Linked DNA regions of Homo sapiens: region 1 is linked to region 2. Evidence: read pairs that join two places in POLR2A ChIA-PET (ENCODE). Cell type or tissue: K562. All regions are shown on one strand. Each heading gives the region's core, and the rest is flanking DNA. Links, peaks and the distances in the headings are about the cores only.

Region 1 (5,373 bases), core at 313-5,312, 61 kb after region 2:
GTGGGCAACGCCTGTAATCCCAGCACTTTGGGTGGCTGAGGCGGGTGGATCATGAGGTCAGGAGATCAAGACTATCCTGGCTAACACGGTGAAACCCCATCTCTACTAAAAAAAAATACAAAAGATTAGCCAGGCGTGGTGGCGGGTGCCTGTAGTACCAGCTACTCAGGAGGCTGAGGCATGAGAATGGCGTGAACCCAGGAGGTGGAGCTTGCAGTGAGCTGAAATCACGCCACTGCACTTCAGCCTGGGCGACACAGCGAGATTCCATCTCAAAAAAAAAGAATTGTATTTTTTTCTAGGCCTTTGATAATTATAAAATGTGACTCAGACAAAAAGTAACAAAAACTAAAAAGTAAAAAGACTAATCAGCAAGCACTGGATAAAAAAAGACTAACTAGATTTAATTGATCACTTTCTCAACGAGGAGAACCCTGTTTTTCAACTGAATGCAACTTTTTCAAAATCTGTTAATAAACTCACCTGTTCTATCCAGCGTATCTAGCATGGCAGACTCGGGATCCTCCAATTCTCTGGCATCTATTGAAAGTGTCTCCAAACCTTCACTGAGTGAGTCCACAGACTCAGTGTCATTGATGGCACCATTGACATGGTAGCCATTCATACCACCTTTCTCTGAGGAAGGCGCAGACTGTTCCTCTTGAATGGAAACTGATTTACTGGAATCTGGGATGCCGTTACTTGGTTCTGCGGCAGGTTTCGGTTTGTTTTTCTTCTTTTTGTTCTAAAGTTATTAAAAATTTGAAAAAGAAAAGAAAAGAAAGAAAAGATTCCCCCACAACCTAGAGAGGTAACTCTAGCTACCCAAAGGTAACCAATGTTACCAATTTCTTGTATGTTCTTTCAGAAATTTAATATTTTCACATATGCTGAACTATTGCCTAAAATAAAATTTTACTATGTGAAATCCTATACTTTAGATAAACTCAAACACATAAATATAAAACATTTCTTCATGACAAAACCCACCTTCAACAAAATCAAAAGATAAATTACAAAATGTGAAAAAAATATGTGCAGCTTATAGTCAAAGAGCTAAATATATACAGAGTTCTCAGAAAAAGCAAAATAATCCCATAGAAAAAAATAGTATAAGCTATAAGCATATAGAATGATATGCAACCTCAGTCTAATAAGAGATATATAAATTAAAACTGCACTGCAATTATCATTTTTCATTTATTAGATTAGCAAAGGTCAAAAAGTATGTTAACACTGTAGAATTGATAAAGGTTGAGGGTATAGAGAAACAGCCATTTTCATGTATTACTTCTGGGAGTTCAAAGTGGTACTCTCCATGACAATCTAGTAATGCTTATCAAAATTACAAATGCACATACTCTTTGACTAGCAATCCTACTTCTAGGAATTTATTCAAGATGAGAATAACACATATGCAAAGTGATTTCTATATATACACAAGGTTATTCATTGCAGTATCACTATTAACAGCACAGGATTAGAAACAACCCAAATGTTGATCAATAGGCGACTGCTTAAATAAATTGTGGCACGTCTAAACAGCAGGATGACTATGTATCCATAAAAACAAGAAAGCTCTTTATATATTGAGACATGGAATAAGCTCCAAGATATATTACATGAAAAAAGGAAGCAGGCAAAGAGGAGAATGGTCTTATTTACTTATATATGCATAAAATATCTTGAAAGATATATAAGAAATTGAAAATACTGTTTGCCTTGGGGGTGGAGAACCAAATGGCTGGGGAACAGGGATGGGATAAAGATGTTTCAGTGTATTGGGTGGGTGCAGTGGCTCATGCCTGTAATCCCAACACTTTGGGAGGCCAAGGTAGGTGGATCACCTGAGGTCAGGAGTTTGAGACCAACCTGGCCAATACGACGAAACCCCATCTCTAATAAAAAATACAAAAATCAGCCAGATGTGATGGCACATGCCTGTAATCCCACCTACTCGGGAGGCTGAGGCAGGAGAATCACTTAAACCTGGGAGGTGGAGGGTGCAGTGAGCTGAGCTTGCACCACTGCACTCCAGCCTGGGCAACAGAGTGACACTCCATCTCAAATTAAAAAAAAAAAAAAAAAGATGTTTCAGTGTATTAACTCTTGTACTTTTGAATTTTGAGCCATGTGAGTATATTGCATAGGCAAATAGTAAAGTTAAAATAAACAAACAAAAGTCCTTTACCTTTTGTTTTGTCAAACTCGTAGCTCCACTGGCAACACCTAATTCTATTCCTAAGGCTAGGCTGATAATAACTGAATCAATTTTTCCCCAAGTCCTTTCTGTGACCCTCTCCAGCAGAAACATGATTGAACTCTAGATAAACTTTTTGCCTTAACAGCTCTCATCTTTCTTTCTTTCTTTTTTTTTTTTTTTTTTAAAGACGGAGTTTCGCTCTTGTTGCCCAGGCTGGAGTGCAATGGTGCAATCTCGGCTCACTGCAACCTCCACCTCCCAGGTTCAAGCAATTCTCCTGACTTGGCCTCCCGAGTAGCTGGGATTACAGGCATGTGCCACCACACCCAGCTAATTTTTTTGTATTTTTAGTAGAGATAGGGTTTCACCATGTTGGCCAGGCTGGTCTCAATCCCCTGACCTCCAGTGATCCACCTGCCTCGACCTCCCAAAATGCTGGAATTACAGGCATGAACCACCGTGCCCGGCCTCATCTTTCTTTTTCTTACTTTCCCCCATGTGAACTGGCTAAGTTTTCATATCATTGGGTCATGTATATCATAACTATCCCACTCAGAGTCACATCCTATTGGACTAATCCCAACAGTTAAGTGGACTGGACTGGATTTGTGCATTTGGGACTGCTAAACTGAAGTCATATTTCTTTCTCCAAATTTTAAGGAATGTCTGTGTCTCTAACACACATCCTCTTCCAGGTCCATGCACATCTTATATCACTAGTAACTTATAATCCTGGGCTAATAAATTAAGAAACTGGTGTTAGCTGGGTGCAGTGGCTCATGCCTGTAATTCCAGCACTTTGGGAGGCCAAGGTGCGCAGATCACTTGGGGTCAGGCGTTCGACACCAGCCTAGCCAACATGGTGAAACCCTGTCTCTACTAAAAAATACAAATATTAGCCAGGCGCAGTGGCACGCACCTGTAGTCCCGCCCTACGTAGGAGGCTGAGGCATGAGAATTACTTGAACCCAGGAGGCGGAGGCTGCAGTGAGCCGAGATCGCGCCACGGCACTCCAGCCTGGGCGACAGAGCAAAACTCCATCTCAAAAAGAAAAAAAAAAAAGAAAAAAGAAAAAAAAGAAACTGGTGTTTTCCAGGACACTCACAGTTATCTATGTAACAGGTTGAAAGCAGCAGGAAGAAGTTAAACAAATATTCAAAACTACAGGTATGAAGAGCTTCAGAAGAATCTGTGTAGTATTAGGTAACCCTTGGAAAAAATTCTCAAGCGTCACTGAGGCCAAGCCTGGTTTTTGTTCAAGACCTGACAGGACTCCTAAAAAGTGATGTAAGAGTCATGATGAAAGCATTTCAGAACTCCAGCACTGACTTAATAAAGAAAAGAACACCCCAAACAGATTTCACAGAGATACTTGATTAAAATCCATACTTCAAGCATTTCCTAAAGGGGTTACCTTTACAGTGCAGAGCTGTGGGAAGAATTTTGAGACCAGCTGGTATCCTTTGGGAAAAGCATCTGATTTTAAGTAAATAAGGAGAAAGGAACGAGAACTAATATGTTAGGCGTTGTATTATGTATTTGTATTTATTAGAACTATTTTTCTATTTTAGAGATGAGCAAACTAAGGCACAAATGTTAAGCAATATCAGTCACAATGCCAGTAGATAGTGGAACAGGGTAGGAATCCAGTTCTGACTGATCCCATAGCCTGAGTGCTTTCTACCTCTCAAAGTGGAACATCAGACCCCTCTGCAAGGCACCTAATAGCCTTTTTTTTGAGATCAGGTTTCATCATGTTGCCCAGACTTGAACTCCTGGGCGCAAGTGATCCTCCCACCTCAGCCTCCCAAAGTGCTGGGATTACAGGCATGAGTCACCGTGCCTGGCCAGCACCTAACAGCTTTATGTCAAAGCTCATTAATATCAGGACTACAACCCAGTTGCCCGACCAAAAATCTGAACTGTTTTAACTGATTTATGGTATGAATATGGTTGAAAACCACTCAATTAGATCGCTTTCTCTTGCTTTCCTTGATTTGCTGTCTTTTTCACCCGTCTAATAACTGCACCATGGCAAAGTCATTCTGTTTCCTGCCTTAAATCACACGGAGAGGACTGTGTGGTACTCTGTGAGACACAGCTATGTTTCAAGGTCGAAGAATTTTTTTTTTTTTTTTGAGATGGAGTCTCACTCTGTCACCCAGGCTGGAATGCAGTGGCCCAATCTCGGCTCACTGCAACCTCTGCCTCTTGGGTTCAAGTTATTCTCCTGCCTCACCCTCCTGAGTAACTGGGATTACAGGCACGTGCCACCACACCTGGCTAATTTTTTCTATTTTTTAGTAGAGACGGGACTTCACCATGTTGGCCGGGCTAGTCTTGAACCACTGACCTCAAGTGATCCACCTGCCTTGGCCTCCTAAAGTGCTGGGATTACAGGTGTGAGCCCCTGCACCTGGCCAAAGATGTTTTTTAACCAGGTAAACAGAAGATATGTATGTGAACCTTTTCTTTCAAATATTTTTGCAGAGCCTAAATTTTTAAAAATAATATACACATCATCATGCTTTTAAATGTAATTCATTTTACCTTTTTCTTGCCTGTTACTGTCCATTCTTTGAGTACTTCACTGGCACTACCTGTAAGAGAAACCAATTACAGATTTTGTCTCCTACCACACACACAGTAGTCAAGCAGGAGTCAGTGTCCTCCCATTTTGTAATTGCTGGAGAATTTACAAAGCTCCTAACAGAAAAGTTAAAGTTAAGGATCAGGTCTAAAGTAATGTAATGAGATAATCATGCCATGCTTCCCTTTTGGAATACCTGCCTACTTAGACCCCTCCTCTCCGAGTAATTTCCTCAGTAAGTTCTTCTAAGAAGAGACTAATGTAGCTGGGCCATTTTGAAGATTCTCTTATCCATACATCTTAGACCAAATACAAAGGGGATGGCACACTGGTTTTAGCCAAGTGTGCCATCCTTTCCCCTCCAGTTACACACCCACCTTGGCTATGTTGTTTTGGAGACAGCTGCACATTACCCTAGACCAAAACACTAACATTATTTTTTAAAAAGATGAAGATAAAGAAAAACTTTACAACATTCAAACTTGTGCATCCTATGTTGGCAGATTCAGGAAAATAAAAACAGGGAGACCTAACCTCATGTTGCTATTCAAAGACGCAATAGCTTCAGATAGTTTTTCT
Region 2 (5,373 bases), core at 234-5,233:
CCACTTCCCTGGCCTGGAGACATTTTCACCCCTGGATCCCCAGCCCTCTATCCCTTCAGTTAGCCAGAGATTGGGCTAAGGCTTTCAGTTACATTATATAACGTAAACATCAACCCATTTTTTTACAGACAGGAAGCTGGGGCCAGAGAAGCCAAATTCACACTGCTAGAAAGCTGACAGAGCAAGGATATAAACCCAGTTCCTGGCTGCGTCGAAATTAAAGTGCTGGTCTTCACCACCAAACTCCCCTGCCCGCACGACACCAAGGGGTAGTGGGGTGAGACGGCCTCCAGGCAGTCTGCCAGTTTCTCTAACATTGAAGGCTCAGAGGTCAACAGTGCTTGAGGTTCACAAGGCAAAGGGGCTGCCCCACCAACCTAGACCATCCCGGGGCCCTGGTACCTGGTCCAGGGGAGGGGCTGCTGCTACATTCCGGGCCAGACTGGCCCACGCGGAAAGAGAACTTGGGCTGGTCCGAGCCACAGCCGTCTTCAATGCCATCTACTACCCTGTGAACCCAGGTACCAGGACAACAAATCAATGGACAGGCAGCCACTGTGGGGTCATACGGGACGGGATGCCCCAGCGTCCACACACACAGGCTGCAGGAGCGTGGAACTGACCAGGAGCCCAGGAGAAAGCTAACATGGGGTCCCTTCCCCTAGGAGCTTACAGTTTAGCTGGGGGGCCAAGCTTGAGCAGCATGAGATGCAAGAGTTCAGAGCAGCGTGTGCCACACACCACACAGTGGAGTGGGACAGCAGGAGAAAGGAGGAGCACAGAAGGCTTCCTGGAGGAGGCAGGCTTGGCCCACATAGACTAGCGGGAGTTAAGATGGTTAGATGGGCACCTAGGGCAGGGTGCGCCTGCCCAGGGCCTCAGCCTCATCACCACCATCTCTGCCACGGGGGCCTAGGGTCTGCTCACCTGGGGCTCAGATCTGGGGGCACATTCCATGGCATGGGGGGCAGCCGTAGCCCCTCTAGGGCCCGTGGGGGAGCAGAGGGGCCAGCCTCAGCCTTCAAAGCCCCTGCCCTGCCTGGCCTCCCTCTGCCACCTAGACGAGGCCGGGGTGCTGTTCGACGTGGGGATAGCAGCTTGGCAGCTGAGGATGAGGAGGTGCAGCCAGGGGACAGCAGGGGGCTGGAGGGCTCATCAGCTGGGGCTGGGGAGACCGTGGGGCCCTGCTCCCCATCTGTCTCCTTCTCCTCCAGCGTGGACATAAGGGTATTGTCGCCGCTCAGGGAGCTGGTGTCCACCTAGGGATAGTGAGGGACAGGGAATCGGCATGGATGGTCACTATTGTGTCCCACTCACCTCCCCTACCAAGGCTTCATCTACCCTGGAAGGGATGAGCCATCTTTGTTAGAATAGCCAACATCTATTCTAACTGAAGGTCCTATAGATGATACTATCTTTTTTTTTTTTTTTTGAGACAGAGTCTTACTCTGTCGCCCAGGCTGGAGTGCAGTGGTGTGATCTCGGCTCGCTGCAAGCTCCACCTCCCGGGTTCATGCCATTCTCCTGCCTCAGCCTGTAGCTGGGACTACAGGCGCCCGCCACCACACCCGGCTCATTTTTTTTTTTTTTTTTTGTATTTTTAGTAGAGACGGCGTTTCACCGTGTTAGCGAGGATGGTCTTGATCTCCTGACCTCGTGATCCACCCGCCTCAGCCTCCCAAAGTGCTGGGATTACAGGCGTGGGCCACCGCGCCCGGCCAGATGATACTATCTTAATCTATAATCTATCTAAAGCCACCAAAGCCCTGGAGGTGTTAACTACCTCTCAAAATTCTAGCCAAATACGGACACCACCACTCCTCTACCAGGTCCCTCAGCCTAATTAAACTATCCAAGAGAATGCGGCGCTAAAAATTGGTTTGGAATTAGTGACAATCCAGGGAAATTCAAAAGCCCCTCAGAACAATCCTGTTTCACCATGAAAAAACACAGGGGGCCACCAGGCTCTCTTCAGAAGCAACCTGAAGAGCTGGTGCCTGTCTCTGCCCTGCTCAGCCCCTGACCCCCAGGAGCCACCCCTCCCTGTGCCAGCACTGATGCATTCATCTACCTTCACTAAGATTCCTCTGGACAGGGTAAGGCTGCCTCAGACAGGCCAAGGAGAGCTGGCAGGGGTGGCTGCACATGCTGGGCTGGGCACATGAGTGTGGAAGGGCAGAGAGGGTGTAGACCCCTGCCCAAGGTGGGAGCTTTCATACCAGGCCACACTTCACACACAGCTCTCCACCATCCCCAGCCTCTGCCCACTTCACCAGGCTCCCTGGCACCCCCATCCCCTCCAAGCACATACTCAGCACACTCACCTCTGCAGAGCCTCCCCCAGCACCCAGGTTGTAGCTGAGCTCCCCTCGGAGGCCACGACTGAAGCGCGGGGCAAACTCGGGGTACAGCGCAAGGCTGTCGTGCAGGCCAGCCAGCTGCAGACACTGCAGGACGCAGTACGTCAGCCCCTTCACGTCGGCATTGGCCTTTACCACCTGCTCCCGCCGGGGCAGCTCACAGCCGATCAGGTCGCCCTTCCCTGGGGAGAGGAAGTAGAGGTCAGCAAGCCCTGAGAGCTTCAGCCATGAGGAGAGAAGAGGGGGCTGCAGGTTGCTGAGATTCCCTTCAGAGCTGGGCTGGGCCTCTGTAGCTGAAGCCTTGAAGCCAGCAGAGAGAGGAGCAAAGAGGCCTGGGACATGGCCTGACGCCTGCAGCCTGTCTCACTGGCTCCCACATGGGCTTGGGGTAAAGAGCTCTGTGACCCAGGCCCTCAAACACATTCAGGATCAAAACCACTGTGCCAGAAAACCTGAATTATAGCCCTGAGAGAGACTGAACATCAGTTCTAGTGTTTCACAGCTGGCTATGTTGATTAGAATCCCCTGCAAAAGTCAGAACAAACACCCAGGCCCTATCTCTACCTACAGCGTCACAGTATCTATGGGAGACCCCACAGTCTGATTGTTTTTAAGTCCCACAGGTGATTCAGATGCAGCTTGTCCAGGAATCAGTGTTTGGAACCAGCAAATTAGAGCCCTGTGTGGCATAGGGAAAATGCCAGGCAGCCAGGCTTACCTTCCTGAGCCCTAGCTGCCTCTGCTCTACAAGAGATGCTGCATTTAACTGAGTCTAGGGAATATTCTTGATCTCACCAGAAGGGGTCAATGGAGGTTTTCCCACAGGCAGGTTAAGACTGCCACCTGGCTGACAGTAATTATTAAATGGCATCAATTAGAGCCTGCGGTGTAATCTCAGAGATGTTAGATTGGGTAGGGTGGGTGAGATGTGTGTCTTAGAATCAATGAAATAGGGTGTGTCTGTCCAGGGACATGTTGAGGCTAAATTAGAGTTAATGTAGATAAAGTGCCTCACACAAAGACGACCAAAAAGAAATCATTTTCTTCCTTTCCCTCCCAGATAGAACCCCCTATAAATCATTCCTGCCAGGCACAATGACTCCCAGCACTTTGGGAGGCCATGGCAGGAGGATCGCTTGAGCTCAGGAGTTTGAGACCAGCCTGGGCAACATGGCAAAACCCTGTCTCAAACAACAACAACAACAGCAGCAAAAATTAAGCTCGGTGTGGTGGTGTGCACCTGCAATCTCAGCTATTCTGGAGACTGAGGTGGATGGATCACTTGAGCCCAGTAGGTCGAGGCTGCAGTGAGCCGAGATCACACCACTGCACTCCAGCCTGGGCGACAGTGAGACCTGGTCTCAAAAAAAAAAATTCATTTCCAACAGGGATAGGCACGCAGTCCGGGCTTGGGCAGAGCACTCACTACCCTCAAGGCAGCTCAACCACCGCCAGGCAGTTCAGACTGTTAGAAAGTGTTTCAAAAAGGATGGCCCTGCTATGGACTACCTCACACTGCCAGCAGCACACACTGAGCTCACGTCTCCTCTACATGTTCCTGGACTTTTGCTCCAACTTAAGTATAGAATGCACCCCAACTTAAGTATAGTTTAACACTTGATTTTCTTGGTTTCAGGCCATCCTTCTGGGTCGTTTTGAGTGCTGTTTGGATCTCAATGTGATCATCTGGGGAATGTGCTCTCTTTTCATTGGCGTCATCTGAAATAGAATAAGCACGTGCTTCTTGTCTTCATCTAAGAGGTGGGAGAAAATGAGAAACAGGACAGGACCGAGGGCAGAGTCTCAGGACCAGAGACTGCCCACCAGGTGCAGCTCATCAAACTACTTCCTTCCTCACAACGGACTTTGCGTATGCTTAGCTTCCAGCAGTTCATCAACAGAGGCAAGCGCCAGAACCCAGAGCTGCCTGAAGCAGACAGGATGCACTTGGATGTTCGAGTAAAAAGGTAGGTGAGGAGAGGGTAGGTATGAAGGCAAAGCAGAGAACCCGACCATGATTGGGGTCGGGGAACCAGGCATTCACCAGGGCATCTAGAGCCTCCAAGTCAACAGGGAAGTAGTTCACCCAAAACATATAGAAGGTGACAGGATGGATCAACGGTGGCATAAGTCCTGGTGCTAGGGACATTGTAGAGGCAAAGGCCCAGGGCACAGGCTGTAGCCATTCTTGTGGCACTGAATACTGCACACTGAACATGGCTATTCTGAGACGTGGTGCCTGGCACCAGCAAAGGCATGCTCTGAGAGGACCTGTGCCAGCTCCCAGCCACACAACTCCCTCGGCTCCAGGCTGGAAACCATCTGTTTCGTAATCCACTCGTCAATCCTGCTTTGGGTTCACCAGTCTACAGTGGTGAAAATCTGTCCTTGTGCCCTTCGGAATCTCTCCAAGGATTGCCAGCTACACTTAACTGGCATAACTCCATTTTCTCATGCTGGCATAAACCGCATGTAGGCACCAAAGCTGGACTCATGAAAGATGTAAAACAAAGGGTGTGAACAGCCTGTCCCCACTCTTGGGGTCTAAGACCCCGATGGCATTTTTTTCCTCTTGTTTCCAGCTGGAAGGTCATCCTCTTCAAGGGAGCAAGGATGGACACACAGTAGCTGCGTCTGGTGACACCGCCCCACCTTCCTGGCCCTTTCCTGCTTCTCATCTTGATTGTGGATTGCCAGATGAATGAGAAACCTCAGCCCCAGGGCTTCAGCAGTCCCCACAGTGAATCTACACGTGCCTTGGCTGCCTGAGGATTCGATGTCGTCAGCAGTGGTCAGGTCACCACCTCCCCACATGTACAAGTCCTTGACTACCCACACCGGTCACATGTTCCCCGCCCTCTAGGGTCACGGTGATAGTCTCTTGCAGCCATAGAGCTCTGCTCCTCTTTAGTGGCTTTTCTTTTTTTTTTTTTTTTTTTTTTTTGAGACAGAGTCTCGCTTATCGCCCAGGCTGGAGTGCAGTGGTGCAATCTTGGCTCACTGCAGTCTCCAT

What was found. ChIA-PET counts read pairs that join two places held together with the same protein. Peaks named below come from ENCODE experiments on the same cell type or tissue, not always from the same donor. Only the 100,000 strongest peaks of a DNase experiment are listed, where the experiment ranks them.
Region 1: POLR2A ChIA-PET joins it to region 2 with 6 read pairs; 5 of 35 experiments call an interaction of 5 or more read pairs at or near these places.

The regions. Positions count from the first base shown.
Region 1 is chr12:49,490,113-49,495,485 of GRCh38, reverse strand. It overlaps SPATS2 (spermatogenesis associated serine rich 2), which reads right to left. Exons shown (of 14, transcript NM_023071.4): 6 at 4,755-4,804; 7 at 484-745. Among named protein-coding and RNA genes, the nearest start is that of KCNH3, 46 kb to the left of the region's middle. In K562, for the core only: no CTCF peak of the experiment used is centred there; no DNase peak of the experiment used is centred there.
Region 2 is chr12:49,551,506-49,556,878 of GRCh38, reverse strand. KCNH3 (potassium voltage-gated channel subfamily H member 3) reads right to left here. Exons shown (of 15, transcript NM_012284.3): 11 at 2,325-2,542; 12 at 928-1,259; 13 at 403-509. It overlaps LOC105369761 (a long non-coding RNA gene), which reads left to right and starts at 3,680. Exons shown (of 3, transcript XR_007063298.1): 1 at 3,680-4,327; 2 at 4,943-5,156. In K562, for the core only: a CTCF peak has its summit at 3,175 (motif pointing right); DNase peaks (open chromatin) are centred at 3,158 and 5,148; H3K27me3 peaks cover 1,706 bases.